Linked DNA regions of Mus musculus: all the other regions are linked to region 2. Evidence: chromatin loops called from intact Hi-C (ENCODE). Cell type or tissue: heart. All regions are shown on one strand. Links, peaks and the distances in the headings refer to the core of each region. The heading gives the core; the rest is flanking DNA.

Region 1 (6,645 bases), core at 526-5,525, 97 kb before region 2:
CTTAAAAGCATCTGAGTAGAATCTTGGTTTCTACTGCACCAGTGGTTGCCGCTCCTCACATGATCTACCACATTCACAGGGTATTGAGATAATGGCGGAACCTGCCAGGGAAGCCTGTAGACATTATCATGTTCTCTACAGATGGACAGCTTGGAGCACCTATGTCCTCTGCCTCAGACATTTTCCTCTATAGAATAAAGAAGTATGATTTTTATAGAGAATTTTCTTACTCTGCATACATGAAACCGTATTAGAAACAGCAAGGCTGTAAACCTGCTTTTCAGTATGATGATTTTGTATAGATTTTCCTCTGTAAATATAAGTTAGGGTTCTTTATGTAGCTTTCACTGTCCTGGAACTCACTGTGTAGACCAGGCTGGCCTCCAACTCAGAGATAACACCTGTTGCTGCTGCTGCCTCCCAAGTGCTGGGATCAAAGGCGTGTACCACCACCCCTGGCTGGACGTATTTATTTAACCAGGTGTAACTCTCATTTTTATGTTGAGATTTTTCTCAGGGTTTTGTGTTTGTTAATTTCTACAAATTTTTCAAGCTTATGAAAAAAGACTACCACAAATACAGTTTCAGGAACTATGTCAGCTGACTTTTTCCTCTTAGAAATCATATAAAGGTTGCTTCCGCTTATCACACTGACTTATTTGTTGCTTTTGCTTGTTTATCAAACAGAGCAAGTGCTTATGTGCCTGGGCCGTTTCCTCGCAGGCCTTCAGCAGTGTGCCACAGGCCAGCGGTTATAGACTCTGTAGCAGGTGTTGGGATTGTAGGTCACACAGGCTCCTCTTCGAAGGCTCTGTACACTCTCTATGGACAAGATGATTTATGTGCATTTCTAAACAGTTAGGTTCTCACAGCTGCTTCCACCGATGGCATTGTCACGTGTCATTTCACATAGTTGCTGCTGCAGCGATCTCTGGGCTCAGTGTTTGACCTCTGTCTTCAAATGTTTATATCGCAGCTGATAAAACTCTTAAGGCAGACCTCACAGTGCATGGGGAGTCAGTGATGTCAGTCAGTCATTCTCTGTCCTCTTGTCTTTCCCCCATCAGCTGCATTACAAACTTGCCGCATCAGAGAGGGCTTGAGAGGGCTTTGATGCGGGTCAGTGAGCTGGAGGGTGGCGGTGGCGGTGGTGCTGGGGCTGGGGCTGGTTTGGAAGTGCGCAGGTGTTGGTGGCACCTGCTGCTGCTTTACTTTCTTGTGCTTTGCTACTGCACGTCCAGGGTGAAAATGAGCCACAGGCCCAGAAGGGCAGACTTTTGGAAGCTGGTCAAAATGCTTGATGATGCTTTGTCTTTGTGGCAGAACTCAGTCTGAGTTGTCATCCTCTCTGCTGGCCCTAGCCCTGGGACCCAGTCAGCAAGCACGTGTCCTTTTATTTCACCCGGCTGGTTTCTGCCTAAATTCATTGTCTGCTGAATAGGTCAGAGGTTCTCAGATGAATGCTCTTATATATTAGTTTGTCATTTACTAACCATGTAGTTCCCTGCATGGAAATTCCAAATGTGGGCTTTCCTTGACTGAAATGGACGTGCCTATGCTTCTTGTATTCTCAGGCACTTTGTCTAGGTTGAGGAATGTTAGTGTCCGGTAACTTTTTACGTAGAGACATTCTGCCCTTTGTTCTGTCTTCACTATACTCTTAACTTTGGCTTGCATCTCTACTTACATCTTTTTACCCTTTTTTACTCAGTCAAGCTGCATAATGTTATTGCATAATTCATCGGTACCTTTATTCTTATTGAACAGTCACAGGCAGAGTGGAGCTAAGGATGGACCCCAGTGAATCGGTAGGCATTGCTTTAAGGTGGTATTTTATTTGAATAGTGTATGCCAACTTTTCATTCCATTCCCTTGCATAGTGTTCCAGTAGGAAAGCAAGTTTCCTAGTGTATCCCCTGGAGGACGAGTCTCTTGCTTTCTACTTTTAGCTTACAGCAGCACTTTTCCTGGCAACATTTCAGTTCTGGCCATAGCTGCACTAGGATAGTCATTCCCAGTCCACAGGAGGAGAGGTGGACCACACCAGCCGCCCGGGATCTTGGATTGCAGAGGTGACTGGCCTGGAGGCAGATGCCCCGACCCCTGCAGAGCTCCACCCCAGACAGGGTGTTTCCAAAGGTGCTGAGCAGAATTTAGAGCAGTGACTAATTTGCATTATATGATAACATCTGGTAGGTAGCTCTGGAATCAAAGAAGGGAAAATATGAGCCAGCTACATTGGGGAGTGTGAACTTGGAGCATTCTCTTCCTGCTTCTGGTCCTGAAGTATCTTGAAGATACACACATTAGGTTGTTTTCCTGTGAGCAGACTGTCTATAGAGAAGGATGGAACAGTCTTCACCAGGTGGGTGTGGAGATAGATTCTGACTCACTGCAGGACTGCACTCAGACTCAATGGCAGCCTATCAAGAGGCGTGCCAGCCCAGAGATAAGCATTGGAGATAGCAGAGAAGGCTTGAAAGGCTCAGTAATGAGGATCTGTAAAGGAAATGGTTTTGAAAACATAAGATAGGCATTTAAGTGTCTGCCTTAAGAGAAGGGGGAGGTAACCGGCTAGCAGAAGCCAGGAAACAGGACCCAAACAAAGGCAGCCTGGCCTAGTGCCTGGGAGGACCTGGTGCTAGAACAGCAGTGTTTGTTTATCCAGGCACACACTGCTGCTCCTCTCAAGGGGCTGGCTCGAAGTCCAAGTTCTGGGTGACCTCAGTGCCTGTAGCATTGGAGATAAAAGCTTAACCTAGATATACCCAGTAGTTACAAATTGTTCCTTAGTGAGTGAATTTATCAGCTAACTAACATAAATGTTGCCATATCCTCTTTATTGTAATGGGAGTTCCTTAGAAAACTGGTTTGAGTGGAGAGCTGTAGATGGCCTGTAGTCCTTGATAACAGTAGCCAGGACGCTTGCTCTGGCCAGTATCTGTCTGCAGCATATGGGACAGGTGGAGGCTGTTGAGAGTTCCCCTTGCCTCCTGCACTTCCTGTAAGCCAGCACTGCTTGACTGGTTGTGAAGATTTCTGTTTGTATCTAGGCAGCTCCTCTGAGGGTGGGACTTAACTCTCAGAGGCCCCATTGCAGTGAGATAGAGGGCCTGCTAGTTTATCTGTGGTACACATGGCCCATGGCAAGGGCTCAGTAATTCTGCTTAACCACAAGTGGGACTGGCTCATGTCCCACTCATGTTCACCTCAGAACTTTTCGCTGCTATCTTAAAGTCTTAATATACTAAATATACTTAATATTAAAATGCCACCTGAATTTTCAATTGACTTTTTTACATTTACTTTGTGTGTATATGGCACATGTGTGAAGGTCAGAGGACAACTTGTGGGACTTGGTTCTTTCCACTGTGTGAGCTCTGGGACTAGAACTCAGTAGTTAGGCTTAGCAGTGAGTGCCTTTACCAGATATTTCATCCCACTGGACCTTTTAAATATATTCTATTTGATTATATACAGATTCTGTGAGCCCCTATCTAGTAGTTACATCTCATTTTTTGTCTTGATTTTTTTTTTCTTTTTTTTCTTTTTAAAGACATGGCCTCAGGTAGCTCAGCATGGCCTGTGTAGTCAGAGATGACTCTGAACTGCTGCCCTCTTTGCCTCTATCTCCTAAGTGCTGGGATTACAGATGTGTAACACCATACCCTGTTTATTTGGTGCTGGGACGGAATGGAGGGCCTCATGCATACTAATTAGACAACACTGTACCAGCTGAATTGTTTCCACCCCTTTTACATCTCTCTATTCAGGCTCCAGCCAGGTTAGACTGGACCCTGGTAAGTTTATTCATGAAGTTTTATTCAGTAGTACCATTTCCTAAGCTAGACCTGGAAACAGTCTTTTATCTGATGGCTGAACAGATTCTAGGCAGACACTTGCTTACTGGTGGTTGCTGTGATGGGCCTGGAATTGGGGGCAGGAGTGCACTGGGGACGTTGGGGAAGGCACACCTCAGGACACACTCAGTGTGAGTCAGTCTGTGTGTCTCCTATAATGATTATTTTCTTATAAGTTCAGCTTTTAAAAAAGCTTTTGGGATCCCCAAATACACAAATGCCATCTAAAGCTGTCATTGTTCAGGATGAGTGACCCATTTGGGAGCTTAGGCAGTAAGACACTGTATCTTTGTTACAAGGCATCTTTGTCTGCAGACTCTTGAATTTCTTTTTTTGCCTTCTGCCTCCTACCTAAAAAGGACAAAACCAGAACAAACAAGAAAAGATAGCCACAGGAAACAGTGGTGGAAGGCATTGCTGCAGGAGGTGGGAGAGAGTGTGTTAGGATTAGAGACAGCAGCATTGAGACTCCAGGACTGACTGACTTCGACCAATCAAGGATCCTGAGTCTGGCTTCCCTTAGACTAAATGGGAACAACTTTAGTTTAAAGATTCTCTCCGCTACCCACCTTTACCTTCTTCTCTCTCCACTGGCAACTCTCTCGAAAAGGTTCTCAATGCAGTATTTTATTTAGCAGGTATTATTTTTTACTATAATCTAAGTACTTATTTAAATACCTTTCCATTTAATCTTACTATTTTTTAAAAATAGGTGTTTGTGCGCATGTGCACACATATGTGTGTGCGTGCCTGCATGCGTGTGTCAGGGTCCACAGAGGCCAGAAGAGAGCATTGGTTCCAAGGAACAGGACTTAGAGGCAGTTGTGAGCTGCCCCATGTGAGTGCTGGGAACCACACTTGGCTCCTCTGGAAGAGCAGCAAGCACTCTTAACTGCAGAGCTGTTTCGATGCCTTTATTTTTATGTTTCCTCTTTTTGACCTGGTCTGGAACTGAAATAAATGGAACCTTTTCAGAGAGCTGACTTCATGGCCACATATGAATAGGTTTAGCTCTCACGCTGTGTAATGATCCACATCATCCTTACCCCAGTGCTTTTAATATGCTGCTGTTCTTAGGTAGAATGTAAGGAAGACATATAGTCATTAGCTTCTAATATGTATATAACCTATATATTGATCAGCTTCTAATGGGGAGAATAGTCATGGTGAAGGACTTAGGGTGGAATCAAGCTAACTCAGTTTTGCTGAGTCAAAGTGATCTGGGACTCACCATCTTCCTGCCTCAGTTTCCCTAATACTGGGATTGCAGGTGTATCCCACCATTTCCAACTATAAGTATGCCTTGTTTTGTTTTAAGTAGTGGGCAGATCTGTGAACAGTCTGTGGAAAGCTTGGTCAGAGCAAGCATGTTTTCCTGATAAATGATTCCCTTACTCTTGTGTAGGAGACAGGCTCTTATCTCTTGTAGAGACTAAGCATACTTGGGAGGCGGGCTTGCCTCTGACCTTGGGCAAGTGTTGTAGCCCTCTTGTCACACCTACCTGATCTGCTTGGGTGGGTACCATGGAGTACTCACCTTCTGAGGTGTTCTAAATGATGGTGAATAGGCTTGGCAGGCAGCAGGAAGTACTAGATCTGGATTAGCTGTTACATATTCATAGTATGTTTCAGTGGGAGGTGCTTATGCAATACCAGGCAAGTCACATTGCTGTTATTTTCAGCTGGACGAGACCAGTTTCTTGGTCTGAAGATATCCCATGTATTCAGTTGAGCAAACATTCATTGAGGATCAGTGTGCTAGACATTGGGTTGGTCATCAGCACCCCAGCAATGAAGGGATCCCCAACTTCTAGGAACTTGCATTTTCTTTGTGGTGTTCTTTGTCTTCCCAAAGTGCTTTCAAGATCAGGACACAATTTGAAAAGCAGGAGAAATTCCAAAAATCGGGGGAGCCATCCACCCAGTCACCCAGTCACCTACCTACCTACCTTCCTATATTCCATATGTATTGGTGTTTTGCCTGCATGTAGTCTGTAAAGGTGTCATCCCCTGGAACTGAAATAACAGAAAGTTGTGAGCCGCCACATGGTTGCTGGGAGTTGAACCTGGGTCCTCTGGAAGAACAGCCAGTTTTCAACGGCTCAGCCATTGCTCTCTCCAGATTCCTTCCCCCCCCACTCCCCAAAGAAGACATTTAGGATAGATTAAAGTACATTGTCCCTCCTCAGATGTTGCTGTTACCACTCCAGGAAGATTCTGTCTGAGTTGGATGTGGGATTCCATATTGGCTTATTCTTGCTGAATATGCTGCGGTGAAAGCAGCCAACTTGCTTCGTAAGGTTAACATGTTTTATGGATGTGTTGTCTGCTTCATGACGGTGAAAAATATATTTGTCCGTATCAGATAGTGATAGCAAAGAAATAAACTTGGTAACTTTACATTTAAACTTTTTAATTTTTTGGAGTAGGGTGTAGTAGTGTTGCCTATGTTCCCAGCGTTTCAGAGACTAAAACAAGATTGTACATTCCTTTGCACATTAGACTACCCAGTAGGATTTATTCTCTTCTTGCAGTGGTAGCCGCCGACCGAACTGTTACGTCTCCTCTTCAGGGGTTTGGATGACAGGTATGGATCTATAGGAGCAGTCTTTTTTTTTTTTTTTTTTTTAATTAAGAAAAATTTGTATCTGTATGCATGCATATGGGCTCGTGCCCATCTGAGTGTAGGTAATCTAGGAAGCCAGATGACGTGTTCAAATCCTCTGGAACGGGAGTTGAGGCTGACATGGGTGTTGGCAACAGAACTCGGGTCTTCTGCAAGAGC
Region 2 (6,645 bases), core at 691-5,690:
GTTCTCAGCATATCATGTAGTTGTAAATATAGACATAAGATGTAGAAACCTTAGTGTCTCCTAGTGGACACTTTATTCAGTAACATTGTTAAACATGTGATCTGGTGTCTAATACAGTCCTTTTCTATCTCTCTAGTACTTTGTATTGCCCCCCAAAATAGAAGAACGCTTCATAGATTTTGGAGTACTGAGTGCTACAGAAGCAAGTAGTATTTTATTTGCAATTATAAACAGCAATCCAATTGAGGTAAAGACATTGTTTTTATTCTCAGTTACACTGAAGATTTCATGTTTGTGCTGCAAGATCACTTTTTGTTTTCTCTTTGAAGCTGGCAATAAAAAGTTGGCATATCATAGGAGATGGCTTATCAATAGAACTTGTAGCTACAGAGAGAGGCAACAGAAGCACGGTGATTGCAAGCCTTCCAGAACTGGAGCGGTCCTCTTTGCCCGACCAGTCCCCGGTGAGTGGGCCTCTTACTGCTTCAAGTTAGAATGGGTGTTTCCGGCCCAAGTGAAAGAGCAGGGCTATGTGCCCCACTCGGCAAGTACTGTGACCTGTTTCCCGGTGGCCATGAGCGCTAGACACTGCGGGGGCCTTGTGGAGCCCGTCTACCACAGTGAAGCAGGCACAGAGTAGATGATGAGGGCACAGAAGAATTGGAAGGATCTGTACCACACTGTCATGAAAGGAGAGTGTCTGCAGTAAGGTTCTGTGCATCAGCTGTGCAGATGCTGTCACACAAAGTCCACACATGGGTCTGTGTGGGCATAGCTCACCACCAGAGTGCTCCCCCTTCAGTAAGACCCTTGAACCTGCACAGCTACTAAATGATGCCATTTTTACTGCTTCAGGTAACATTAGCTTCAGGACACTTTGCAGTGTTCAGAGTCAAACTTACTGCCAAGAAGCTAGAAGGGGTCCATGATGGGGCCATACAGATCACAACCGACTACGAGGTAAGCTGACCAGCGGGGTTTTCTCAAACTTATTAATGGCTGTGCACATTGATCGGGCATGTCAGTTTCTGTAGAAGCAGAGAACTACATTTATTTACAGTGTACCCCTCTTGTGCCTTTAATACAGACCTTTCAGAGCCATTTCAGAACACTAGTGCTTGTACCTCCCAGGGCTCTGCTGAACCTCCTCAGACCTCCTAACTTAACCACAGTGACAGGAAAGTGCCCTTAGCACACTGAGAGTCACGCTGTTAAAAACCTGTCTACAGATCACCACAGAGCAGGTCTGGACTGGACTTCCTGAGCTGCAGGTCTGACTCTGCACTTGTGTTTTGCAGTCCTCTGTGTAGAGTGTATATTATATTCACTAAGATCCTGATTGCATGTATTTCTGGCAGATCTGATCTTTTTCCTATTTTATACTTTTGATTTTTTGGATAAAGGTTCTGGAACTCACTGTATAGTAAACCAGCCTTGAACTAGCAGGCCTCCTACTTGAGCTTCCCAAGTGCTAGCATTACAGGTGGAAGGTTGCTTGCCTGTCTCAGACCTAAATACTTTTAATTTAACACTTACAGATCTTTGGGCGGTTGAGTACTTCTAAATTCAACAAGTTGCTATCTTTGTCCTCCTGAGTGGTTTCAGCATACACAAATCCAGTGGCAAAATAAACAGAACTGGCTATTCAAATAATAAATGATTAGAGTATATCCAGTTACCTCCAAAAGTGAGGAATTCATACTTAACATTCATATAGAAGTAAGTGCCTTTCAGAATTGAGACAGTTTTGGTTTTTTGGTTTTTTTTTTTTTTTTTAATGGATGAAAATAAAAATTAAACAGGGCAGGAAACATGGTTCAGCAGTTAGGAGCACTGGCTGTTCTTCTTGAAGACCCAGGTTCAATTCCCAGCACCTACAAGGTGGCTCATAACTATTTGTAGTTCCAGTTCAGAGGATCTAGTGCCCCCTTCCGGTTTCTGCAGGCACCAGGCATGAGCGTGGTAGGTATTCAGGCAAAATAGCCACACACATACAATTAAAAAAATAAAAGTTTTTAAAACAAAACACAAATATACCCCCATACACGGCATTCATGGCTCACTTGTGATACTAATTAGGAATAAGCTGAAATTCTAACTACAGAATGTTCAACTTGTCTTTAAAACTTGAGTTGAAATCTATTTCTACCAAAACAATATTGAATTTCATAGCTGTAGAAATCCTGGATTTTTATAGATGTTGTTTTAGGAATACAACTTTCCTTTTTAATCTGTAGAGGACTTGTATTTTGAAAAGCTGTCTTTATTCCTCCCCTGTGACTTGGTCTTAACTGGTTTTAGCAGGTAAATGAGTAGTCACTGGAAATGGATTGTTTTCATTTTATAGAAAACCTTGGGCAGATTAAAAAGTTTCCAGGGTGGTTTTAATACTGGTTTTGCGTTATTGTCAGTATACAACACAAAATAAGCTTTGTTTTTAATTCCTAAAACAGTGAAGTCATTGTCAGTAGCAAACATCCCAGACTTCTGACGTGATGGTGGTCTGCCTCTTTCCTCCATAGATCCTGACCATCCCTGTGAAAGCTGTGATCGCCGTGGGCTCGCTGACCTGCTTCCCCAAGCACATGGTTCTTCCCCCTTCCTTCCCAGTAAGCCAGCTCACGCTTCGCTTGATCGTTGTTTTCTGTTGCTTAGTGCTCAAATGGGAAAGACATTTCCTGTTTTCATCCTCTACTGTAACTGAAGCACCGCACTGCGCCAGGTTCTTAAGAGAATGGAAAGTGGGATGAGCAATAGACCCTCCCTCAGGAAGATTTCCTATGAAGACTGGAAGCAGGAGCCTTGATGTGTAAAGCAGATACAAGTTGTCCTGCAAAGAAAAAGGGGCTTAGAGAGAAAGCATCTTGCAGCCTAACTCAACAAAGCCTTTCCTGCTTCCAGCAAAGCCTCCACTATTTGAAAGGGGGAAAAAATGGCCTAAAGAAATGTCTTGTTCTGTATAGTTTTACACACACATACACACAGAGTGACCTTTTTTAAAAAAACAAAAAACAAAAAAAAAATATGAAGCTGTTTAATTAGGTTGTTAGCAATTTAGAAAACCTAAGGATGCATCCCATTGGTTGTCAGGGAGAGAAGCAGCTGCACCCTGCAGCAGGAGGGCGAGGGCTGCGACAGGGCCGTGTTTAAAGAGTCACTGGGAGTCCAGCACCTACATGACAGGATGGCTCCCAGCTGTCTGTAACCCCAGTTCCAGGGGATCAAGACACACATACAGTGCACATAAATACCAACACTCGTAAAATAGAAACAGGAACTCTTGATGCAGAAAAAGTTGATATCAAAATGTTTCTCTGATCTATCTGAAAAACAGCTAGAATCAATTTTTTCAGCTTGATAAGAAATTGTCTAGGCAGGCATGTACAGACAATTTTAAAATCATCTCCAAAAACTTTGTAGATGCTTAAAAATGTAAAAAATGTCTTTGTGGGCTGGAGAGATGGCTCAGTGACTAAGAGCACCGACTGCTCTTCCAAAGATCCTGAGTTCAAATCGCAGCAACCACATGGTGGCTCACAACCACCCGTAATGAGATCTGTCGCCCTCTTCTGGAGTGTCTGAAGACAGCTACAGTGTACTTACATATAATAATAAATAAATCTTTTTTAAAAAAAAGTCTTTGTGCTAGGGAAAAAAAACCCACATAGGTTTTATTCAGTAGGAAGAGGTCCCTTGATTTCAACAAAGCCCAGCTGAATTGGATTTTTTCCTACATAAAAATATAAACATTTACTCTCATAAATAAATAAATATAATATACAAATAAATTGTTGGGTTTTACATATAAAACTTGATATGTGCAACATAAGTATAAAATCTCTTTCTAGATAGAATCAGTATCTTTTTAGTTACTTTTAAGATTTAAAATTAAGATGTTTTCAGTTCATCTGGGGTTGGTGGCTCTGCAGGTGAAGGTGCCACCAAGCCTGATCCACCTGAGTTTAGCAGGACTCACATGAGGGAAGGAGAGAAGCAACTCGTGTGAGTTATTCCCTGACCTCTACACGGTCTGCATGGGGCGTGCACGCCCTGGCACATGAGCCCACCACCACACACACACAAGTAAATAATGTAATCTTTTTAATTTTAAAGAATTAAAAGTCTGTATATAGGATATTAAGTAAGGAAATACAAAAATCCAAATACTTCTTGACTACTGTAGACAGCAGTGGTTTCATGTGTAATTCTAGAACACTTGTCACAATTCCTTTTTGGTTTGATGATGGTTTCTTACGGGTTGGTCTCTCTAGGAAAGGAATGAGGTACCTTTTATCCCCAGTGACTAGCAGGTGATATACATGAGGGAGGTGGTTGGGAGAGGACACAGGCAAAGATATTTCACAGGGATCAACTCCTTGAGTGTCCCAATGAGGTCAACACAGGGAGGCAACTGTGAGAGACAGGTAGTCAGAGAGCTCAGCTATGCCTCAGAGGTTGAGCCTTGAGAGAAGAAATAGGAAAGGAGCTGGCTTTTTGAGAAAGAGTCAGGATGCGTTGGGCAGATGTAGGAATGTAGAAATGGTATCTTCTTGGGGTGGAGGTCTAGCGGGTAGGAGATGGGACACCCTATTTAACAAAGCCTGACTCAAGATTGTGTCCCTTTCAATATAAATTTTAATAAGGTTAACATATTTCAGTTGGGCTATCATCGAGCCTTTGCCTCCCTATATTGCACTTTGTCCTGACTGTATGTTACACCCATGCTTTATCATGCGTGCATAAGAGCCTTCTTCCTCCTCAGTCACCATCAGTACCCCAATCTCCTCACTAGCTGCTAGGGAGCAGTATGTCAGAAAACGTTTCAAAAACCTTTCAGCTCAATATTTGAGTAGAGTTGCAAAAGGAATTTTATTATCTTTGGTCTTCATGTGGCCTAAGAACAGGCCAGCAGGAGTTATGTTAGCTGTAGAAACTGGATAGCTGACAAGGCAGCACTGCAGCCACCGCTGTACCCGTCCTCTCCCCAGCCTCATGGCCACCCTCGGGGTCTTGCCAGGGAGAAGGATGTCATATATCTGTTTTCTGGGACTAATTATTAGACAAGCACGTTTCTCATTTAGAAAATTATTTTAAGGGGATAGGAACCACATGTACAAAGACCATAATTCTTTATTCAATCAGAGAGTTTATAAAAGTAAGTCAAGCTTGTAATGTGCTTCTTAAGAATAATTTGAATCTTTTTTCTTTTTTTTTTTTTTTTTTTTTTTTGAGACAGGGTTTCTCTGTGTAGCCATGCATGGCTATCCTGGAACTTACTCTATAGACCAGGCTGTCTCAAACTCAGAAATCTGCCTGCCTCTGCCTCCTGAGTGCTAAGATTAAAGGCGTGTGTCACCACTGCCTGGCTTGAATCTTTTTTAATTTCAAGCTTTTCTAATTTGATACCTTCTAGAAAAACGAAACTGTTACTTGGTAAGAAGGAACACTGATGAAGACTTCAGTCTGTGGGGCTGGAGAGTCGGCTCAGCAGTTATAGGAGTTAGGCTTTTGCAGAGAGGATAGTGGAGTTGGCAGCACCCGCATGGCAGCTTCTTGCTGTCTGTTCCCAGTTCCTAACTCTGGCCGCTGCACTTGCCAGACATGCACACAGTGCACTTTACATGTGTACAGCCAAAGCATTCATACACATAGTTAAAACAAGCAAACCTTTTCAGAAGAATCTAATTTGTGTGCTGTTTTGTCAGAGTCTTCAATGAGTTACTTGGTGTGTTTTTACTGTGAATTATTATTTTGCAAGACAAGGACGTATGAGGCTCTGTCCTCTGGCCTTGATCATCCACATGCTGACAGTACAGGCATGTACCCCATGCCAGCTGATAGCCTACATTTTTTTTTAAAGATTTATTTATTTATTATATGTAAGTACACTGCAGCTGTCTTCAGACACTCCAGAAGAGGGCATCAGATCTTGTTACAGATGGTTGTGAGCCACCATGTGGTTGCTGGGATTTGAACTCTGGACCTTCGGAAGAGCAGTCGGGTGCTCTTACCCACTGAGCCATCTCACCAGCCCGATAGCCTACATTTTTAAAGAGATTTAATTTTCTCTTGGATGGCAAAAATTACTGTTGTATTTCTAAGGAAAACATTTTCTTTTAAAGAATGTGTTTCGGCCTTCCTTGGTTAGATTTTAGAATTCATTTATTTTGGGGCAGCCTTGCCTTGGTGTTAGCAGACTTTACATTACAAACAAAGTGACCCTCTAAAGCCCCCTCTGTGCCTTCCTGGGTACTTAGTATGTCAACACAAGTTAAATTCCCATTAGTTTATAACAGTACTTCTGTAACATGCACGATGGCACCAGTGAAAAAGCTGGCCTGTGATCTCAGGTCTTCAGATTTGCTGGTTCTCATTTGAATGAGGGCATGGATTTTCGTGTCAATTATAATTTTAAAAGGTCGATTGATGAAAATTCTGAACTTGTGTTTTCTTCTTTCAGGGGAAAATAGTTCATCAGAGCTTAAATATTATGAATTCCTTCTCACAGAAGGTGAAGATACAGCAAATAAGGTCTTTGTCAGAAGACGTACGATTCTACTACAAACGATTACGGGGTAATAGGGAAGACTTGGAGCCAGGGAAGAAGTCTAAGGTTTGTTAGAAATGAGAATTTCCAGCTGTCAT
Region 3 (6,645 bases), core at 610-5,609, 210 kb before region 2:
TCTCATAGCACAAGCTCAGCTGCCAGCTGTTAAAGATAATGATTCCATGTTGATGGTTTTGGGAACCTGTACTGTCCACTGAGGGTCACTTCCAAAGGTCTACAAATCCATAGGGTTGGAGACACTCTGCCCTCATGACAACAAGGTTGGTTACAAGGCTCATTTTGATGAGTATGTGACAAGGTGATTTGAAGAGCATCATGATTGGGGGAAACATAAAAATCGAGTTCAGTGTGAGACAGGAGTGATGTTACATGCCTATAATGTCAGCACTCAGGAGACTGAGGCAGGAGGATTGAGAATTGGGGGGCCATCTGAGATACACGGTGAGACTGTGTTTCAGAAAAACAAAACTCAAAACAACAACAAAAAATCCCTAACAAACTTCCGCTGTCCTGCTACTATAGGAACTGACTTCACCCCTCTAGACTAACACACCTGTATGACGACATATCTGCCAGAGGCTGCTGCCAAGAACAAATGTACTCCAAGCACATTTTTGTGTGCATGTGTGTGCACGATGTATTGGTATATACATATGCATGTGAGTGTGAGTGTGTGTGTGTGTGTGTGTGTGTATGAGTGTGTGTGAGTGTGAATGTGTGTGTGTTTGTTTGTGTGTGCATATGGAGACCAGAGGCCAAAGCTGGTGGCTTCACAAGTCACTCTCAACCTTACTGTTTGAGACAGGATCTCTCATTAAGCCTGGAGCTCACTGGCTGGCTAAACTAGCTAGCCACGGCACTACAGGAAGCCTCCTGTATCTGCCACACAAGGCTGGCATTGCAGGTGGTGCCACTTCGCATAGCTCTTTACACAGGTGCCGAGGATGTAAACTTGGATGCTTATGTTCCAACAGCAGGTACTCTACTAACTGACCCTTCCCCACCCCTCCAAGAATTTTTCTAAGCCCTAATATCCAATTCTACTGGACTGTGAAGTTTAGAACATATCAGAGAGCAGACAAATATGGCTTATCCTGCTTTTAGAGATCTGTCTACGGAGACAGTAGCAAGATCTGGCCTCTGTTGTTCCTATAGAAACAAGAGAAGCTAAGAAAAATAACCTGGCTAATCTCTCTCTTCCCACAAGCATACCTCCTCCATTCTTCTCGCTGGGGGTATTTACTTGCTTTAGATTTTTAAAGGGGAGGTTTTTATACAAACTTCCCTAGTAAGGTTTTCTCACAGACTTTCATAACCGTAAAGACTGGTTAGAAGACTCATGCCTTTGGCTTTCAAGCCAAAGAAAAACATTCTTTAATTTGCTTACATTTTCAGTTAAATTGAAATGGACACATGCTTGGATCCTTTACAAAGCAATTGAATTCTCCAACTTTGTGACAACACAAGTCCCAGCCTCTATGGGGACTTGGGTGACTTTTTTAAAGTTAATTTTTAAGATGAGACTGGCTTTATCAGATCTGAGAGGATGTCTGAGTCATTCAAATTCAGATCTTTGCCTTGGGGGTTTATAGCCTGAGGATACTTAGAAAGTGAAGCTGCAGCCAGAGAATAAGAGGAAAGAAATGGAGAAAATGTGTCTCCCAGCAGGGAATGAAGAGCTAGGAAGCCTGAGGATTGGAGACTTCGATGCCTGTGTGGAGACTGTCTCCCTTCACTAACCCTCTAAAGCTACCTGAGCAACTCTACCTTTTGAAAAGTTTGCATTTGTGTCTGTATGTCTGTCTTTTTGCCATATGTGTGCAGCATCCCTTGGACTCTCTGGAGTTGGAATTACAAACAGAGAACCAAAATTGGGCCCTCTGGAAGCACAGCTACTCTTTTTAACCTTGAGTGTCTCCCCAGCCACCAAAGCCTACTTTTTGCTTTGAGGCTTCATCCTTGTAGCCTCAGACCCAGGTCTGTCCTCTCTAGACTAAGCAGAAGTTTGGTTGCTACCAGGACAAACTACATGAATGCCCCCGCCACATTACTGTATAACAGGCACTACCTATACTATTGAGATGGATTAAATCAGCCACTCATAGCAGCTGAGAAAATCCTGATTGTTCTCAAACAAGGCAAAGATCGGGTCCTAGAAAAGTTATGATCAGGAAGTAGCTATCCTTTTAAACACAAGACACATTGTTTTCTGGGTGTGGCTATGCTATCTATTTTCTGTGGTTACTTGGGAGTTTCCTCTGAGGCAGAGAGGATACATACTGGCAAGGTCTGCTTTATAGTGTGCAATAATGTTACCAGTGGTAAGGTTTTTGTTTTGGTTTGGGTTTTGGTATTTTGAGACAGAGTCTGACTACATAGCTCAGACCAGGCTTGACCTTGTGGCATTCTTTGCTGCAGCCTCCTGAGTGCTGGGATTACAAGTATATATACCACCACCTCTGGTTGTCCGCAGTCCTAAAAACTTGGAGTTGTCCATCGAGCCATTGAGTGCCAGGGACAGGCAAAGCTCCCAGGACAGCAGGAAGATTAAGATGGATAAGACCTTTCATCCCAACACTTAGGAAACTGAGGCAGGAGGACTGGGATCACGCTAAGAGCCCTTCTTTGTCGGCTGCTATGCACCTGCCCATAGTGAGAAGCCAAGAACAATCCAGTCACTGTTCTTACAAGCCCTGGACCAGAGTCTAACTTAGACTCTATTAATTCAATTTGGATCCTTGGTAAACGTATGATCAACACCTCCAATCTTCATCCTTGCTAGTTTCTAAAAAAAGAAATCTGTGCATGGGGGAGGGAGGGAGGGAGTAGTATGGAGGGGTAGGAGATGGGGAGGTATGTTGTGGGAGTTCTGAACTCTGATTCTTCTGGGAAGAAAGGAAGCTGGGATGAAGTTCCCTGATGTATCCTGTTACAATTCTTAACAGTCTTATTCTTTCTATCCTTAAAAGGCAAAGCTAGGCTAAGAGCATCGCCTCAGATAAACGTGGGCAGGGTTAAGGGATTGAAATGGTCTGTGGGACACACTGTTGAGAACAGGACCAAGAATTGAAAACTGGGCTCGTGGGGTGGGGGTGGGGCTGTTAGGTCATCGCCGAGAAGAAAAGAAATGGAGAACTTCTGAGAAGATTAGAAGAACAACTACATGAGGTTAAAAGTCCATATTAGAAAGTGAAAGTGATGTGAATGCCCCCAAAAACCAAGAGGCAAGCAGAGGCTTTCTCCAGACTCAAACCTTTCACTCAAGAAGATCGCTTTGAGTTTGGATTGTTAAGTTTTGATCATTGCTTCTCAGAAATGAGTTTCTAATATACTGATCAGTATGCTATGTCCTCTGACTAACTTTGGCCTCTGGATAGACAAGCATTAGGGAGCTGAGCTTCTGCAAAGAGTGGGGGTGGGGGGAGAGCCCTGGGTAAGAAGGGCTCGCACACGTCTGCGACTTTGACTCTGAAATCCAGCTCTCAAGTGGGTGCGGCCTGGCCACTGCCCTTTCCCAGCAGAAGCGAGGTCCAGCTCGGAAATTACAAACTTGTTTTTTCCCTCACACAACCAGTTGGAAACCTGGAAGATCTGGTCTAGAAGGATGGTATCCCCCACTTAGTAAGTAATCTGTCAGTTGCGAGGCCAGGCGGCTTGCGTGCGTCAGCGACCCTCCCACCCTCCAGGGCCTCACTAACCAGAGCAGGAGGTGGGCGCGGCCAGCATCCCACTGCTGGACAAGGCTGTGACTCCCCCTGATGCTGGCGAAGGGTCCCCGCCTCGGGCACAGAGTTGCGGGAGTCCAGTTTCTGTTGACAACCACATCGCTGCAGTTGCTAAGACACCGCCAATCACAGCGTGGCTCGGGATCCGGCCCCGCCCACCAATGAGCCCCTCAGAGGGAGTAAAGAGATGATGGGGACTGCGAAGAAACTGGATGTTGGTGTTGCAAAACCAATTTGGTCCACCCGGAAAGAGAGCAGCCTAAGGCTCGTCCTCTGCGCCTGACCCTGGGAAAGTTGACAGCGGCAAATATTAGAGATTAGGTTAACAAATATTCAGATGGGCAGAAAAGCAGACGACTGCCCGCTGAAGGAAGCCTGTTCTCTCGATTTACTTCCGGCAGATTACCGCAGCCCGCGCCTTTTGTTTTGATTTCTCCCTCGGTATTATAAAGAGATCCTTTCTTCATTGCGTCTTTAAGGGAAGGAAACCTAGAGTTGGAGCGGTTCGTTACAGGTGCTCAGCTAGAAGGGGTGGTCAGATGAGCGTTCACAGTTTTGCCAGATTGTAACTTTGGACACAAGAGCTGCCAGGATCAAAAAAAAAAAAAAAAAAAAAAAAAAAAAAAGATTGTGAATAAAACCTCCTGGAGAGGAGGGGGGAGGGAAGCTGTGTCCGCAGAGACTGATTTTGACTGATTAGAATTTCAGTTCTGCAGAGAGGTTAGAATGTTGCTGTTCTGAAGGCTAATTGCCTTATCTTGGGCCAGTTCTAACCCCTCTTGGAGAGCCATTCCTTGCCCACTTCTGTGACCAAACTAACCTCTTGTGACTAAAAGATAGACGGACAACTAGCCTCCACCAATCCAAAGGCTAAGAATGTCCCACAGCATCTTGAAAAGCTTTCCCCACTCTCACCGTGCCTGCTTCTCTGGTGTGCCCTCCAAGGTACTTTAAATTTATCATGATTTGTGACTTTCTTTGTTCTATGAAAAGTTCATGAAACTGCTTCCACGTTGGAACATGGAGTTTGGGGTAAACTAAATCTGTGTTGTACAGGGCCACAGCTATTCAAAATGGCTCCAGAACAGGCTTGCTTATACCCTCTAAGCTGAGAGCTGTGGTTTTTGCAAATCTACAGGTAGTACTCCTATAGGGATTCGGTACTGCACTCTACCTAATGCTTATTTAGTCTTGCCTTACAAGCATACAGATGGCTCAAAATGCAAACCTGCCATTCTTCAAGCAATCACACTCACACAAAAATGTGCTTATGAAAATCTATAAGTAAAAGATTCTATAAGGGCTGGAGAGATGGCTCAGAGGTTGAGAGCACTGATTATTTTTTCAAAGGTCCCGAGTTCGATTTCCAGCACCCACATGGTGGCTAACATCTATAATGAGATCTGATGCCCTCTTCTGAAGTGCAGGCAGAACACTGTGTACATAATAAATAAATAAATAAATAAATAAATCTTTTTTTTAAAAGAGTCTAGAGTAAGCCACATGAAGCAAACCAATAAGCAGCATCCTTCCGTGGCCTCTGCATCAGCTCCTGCCTTTGCATCGGCTCCTGCCTCCAGCTTCCAGACCTGCTTGAGTTCCTGTCCTGACTTCCTCCAGTGATGTAGTATGATCTGGAAGTGTAAGCCAAATAACCCTCCCCTCCCCCCCAAAAAAAGATTCTATAAGCCAAGTTTTGCCTTAATGTTTGAATATTAAATTGTGTTTTATATTTTTAAATTGAAGAGCTGGCCTTGAGTTTTTGTAAACATATATACATGTTTGTGTGTGTGTGTGTGTGTGTCTGCACATGTGTGTGGTGGGTGGAAGTCAGAGAAATCTTGTGGGAACTGACTCTCTTATTCTACCACATGGTTTCCAGGGAGTAGGATAGGGGGTGTTGAACTCAGGTTGTCAAGTTTGATAGCACCTTTACCTGTCAAGCCACACCAATGGCTCCATTTCTTTTGTTTTCTCATAGTGTTTGAGTCAAAGATCTAATTTAAAAAAAAATAACTAACATTAGAAACAATTCTCTCTTCAACAGAGAAGTCTACTGTATCCTCAGGGATTAATTTTTCTTCATTCCTTTGTTGCCTTAGTGATTTTTAAAAGTACTGAAGGTTCGATCCTTAATCATAAATCATTCTGTAGAGTTGTTTGAATGCACAGCTTTGGCGATACAGAGAGCAGCTTCGATTCACACCACCAACGTTAAAATTCCAAAGCCAAACAACTTAAACCAGCCACACTTACCAAAACCACAATCATCCTGCTGCCCACACCCTGCCAAACCAATATTCCTGGGCCATGCTGGTGACAAAGGACAGAGAGTCCACTGTACTCTCTCAGCACTCTCACTAAGCACTCTGACTTTACCTCCACCCACGCTCGCTCTCCTTCCTGGGACATTTGCCACAGTCACTGTGGTCAACCGGGGCCCCTTAGATTAACATGACTATAACACACATGCTAATCAAAACAACAACAACATTAGAGGGCCAGAGAGGTGGCTCAGCAGTTAAGAGCACTTGCTCTTCCAGAGGTCCTGAGTTCAATTCCCAACAACCACATGGTGGTCACAACCATCTATAATGAAATCTGATGCTCTCTTCTGGTGTGTCTGAAGACAGCTACAGTGTGCTCATATACATAAAATAAATAGATAAATCTCTGAAAAAAAAAACCCTTTAGAAATCATTCAAATTATAGACAGCCAAAGGTGTAACTGTTCAAGACTATTTTAAGGTACTTACTGAGTTGAGGGCTATACTCTGGCTTGCTGCAGATGGGCCATGTCACTTTTGTTTACTGGGACAAGATATTCCTTCAACAGCATTGCTCTGACCTTTGACAGATGTATTCAACTCACATTTTGACAAATAACTGGTGGCCTGCTTTCAACCGGCCATTGGCCTCTGTCATAATATTCCTATCCTGAAATAATGCGGTGCCTAACCTGTGGAGTGTACATTCGAAGTCCAGATTCCTCTTTCAGGTCGTCCTTTTTACCTGCTGCCTCCAATCCCAGTCCT

The links. A loop is a pair of places that touch in the nucleus more often than their neighbours do. Peaks named below come from ENCODE experiments on the same cell type or tissue, not always from the same donor. Only the 100,000 strongest peaks of a DNase experiment are listed, where the experiment ranks them.
Region 1: it touches region 2 in a loop (2.1-fold over the local background); 9 of 42 quality-filtered maps call a loop at or near these places.
Region 3: it touches region 2 in a loop (2.2-fold over the local background); 2 of 42 quality-filtered maps call a loop at or near these places.

Annotation. Positions count from the first base shown.
Region 1 is chr1:36,916,297-36,922,941 of GRCm38, reverse strand. All of the region lies in intron 1 of Tmem131 (transmembrane protein 131), which reads left to right. Among named protein-coding and RNA genes, the nearest start is that of Tmem131, 20 kb to the left of the region's middle. In heart, for the core only: no CTCF peak of the experiment used is centred there; DNase peaks (open chromatin) are centred at 1,971 and 2,651; H3K4me3 peaks cover 430 bases; H3K27ac peaks cover 3,330 bases.
Region 2 is chr1:36,819,031-36,825,675 of GRCm38, reverse strand. It overlaps Tmem131 (transmembrane protein 131), which reads left to right. Exons shown (of 41, transcript NM_018872.2): 16 at 137-247; 17 at 330-464; 18 at 856-960; 19 at 2,523-2,609; 20 at 6,461-6,613. Among named protein-coding and RNA genes, the nearest start is that of Zap70, 61 kb to the right of the region's middle. In heart, for the core only: CTCF peaks have their summits at 821, 3,373 and 3,575 (motif pointing left); no DNase peak of the experiment used is centred there.
Region 3 is chr1:37,026,367-37,033,011 of GRCm38, reverse strand. Vwa3b (von Willebrand factor A domain containing 3B) reads right to left here and starts at 3,699. Exons shown (of 28, transcript NM_001370828.1): 1 at 3,584-3,699. In heart, for the core only: no CTCF peak of the experiment used is centred there; a DNase peak (open chromatin) is centred at 3,611; H3K4me3 peaks cover 1,316 bases; H3K27ac peaks cover 975 bases.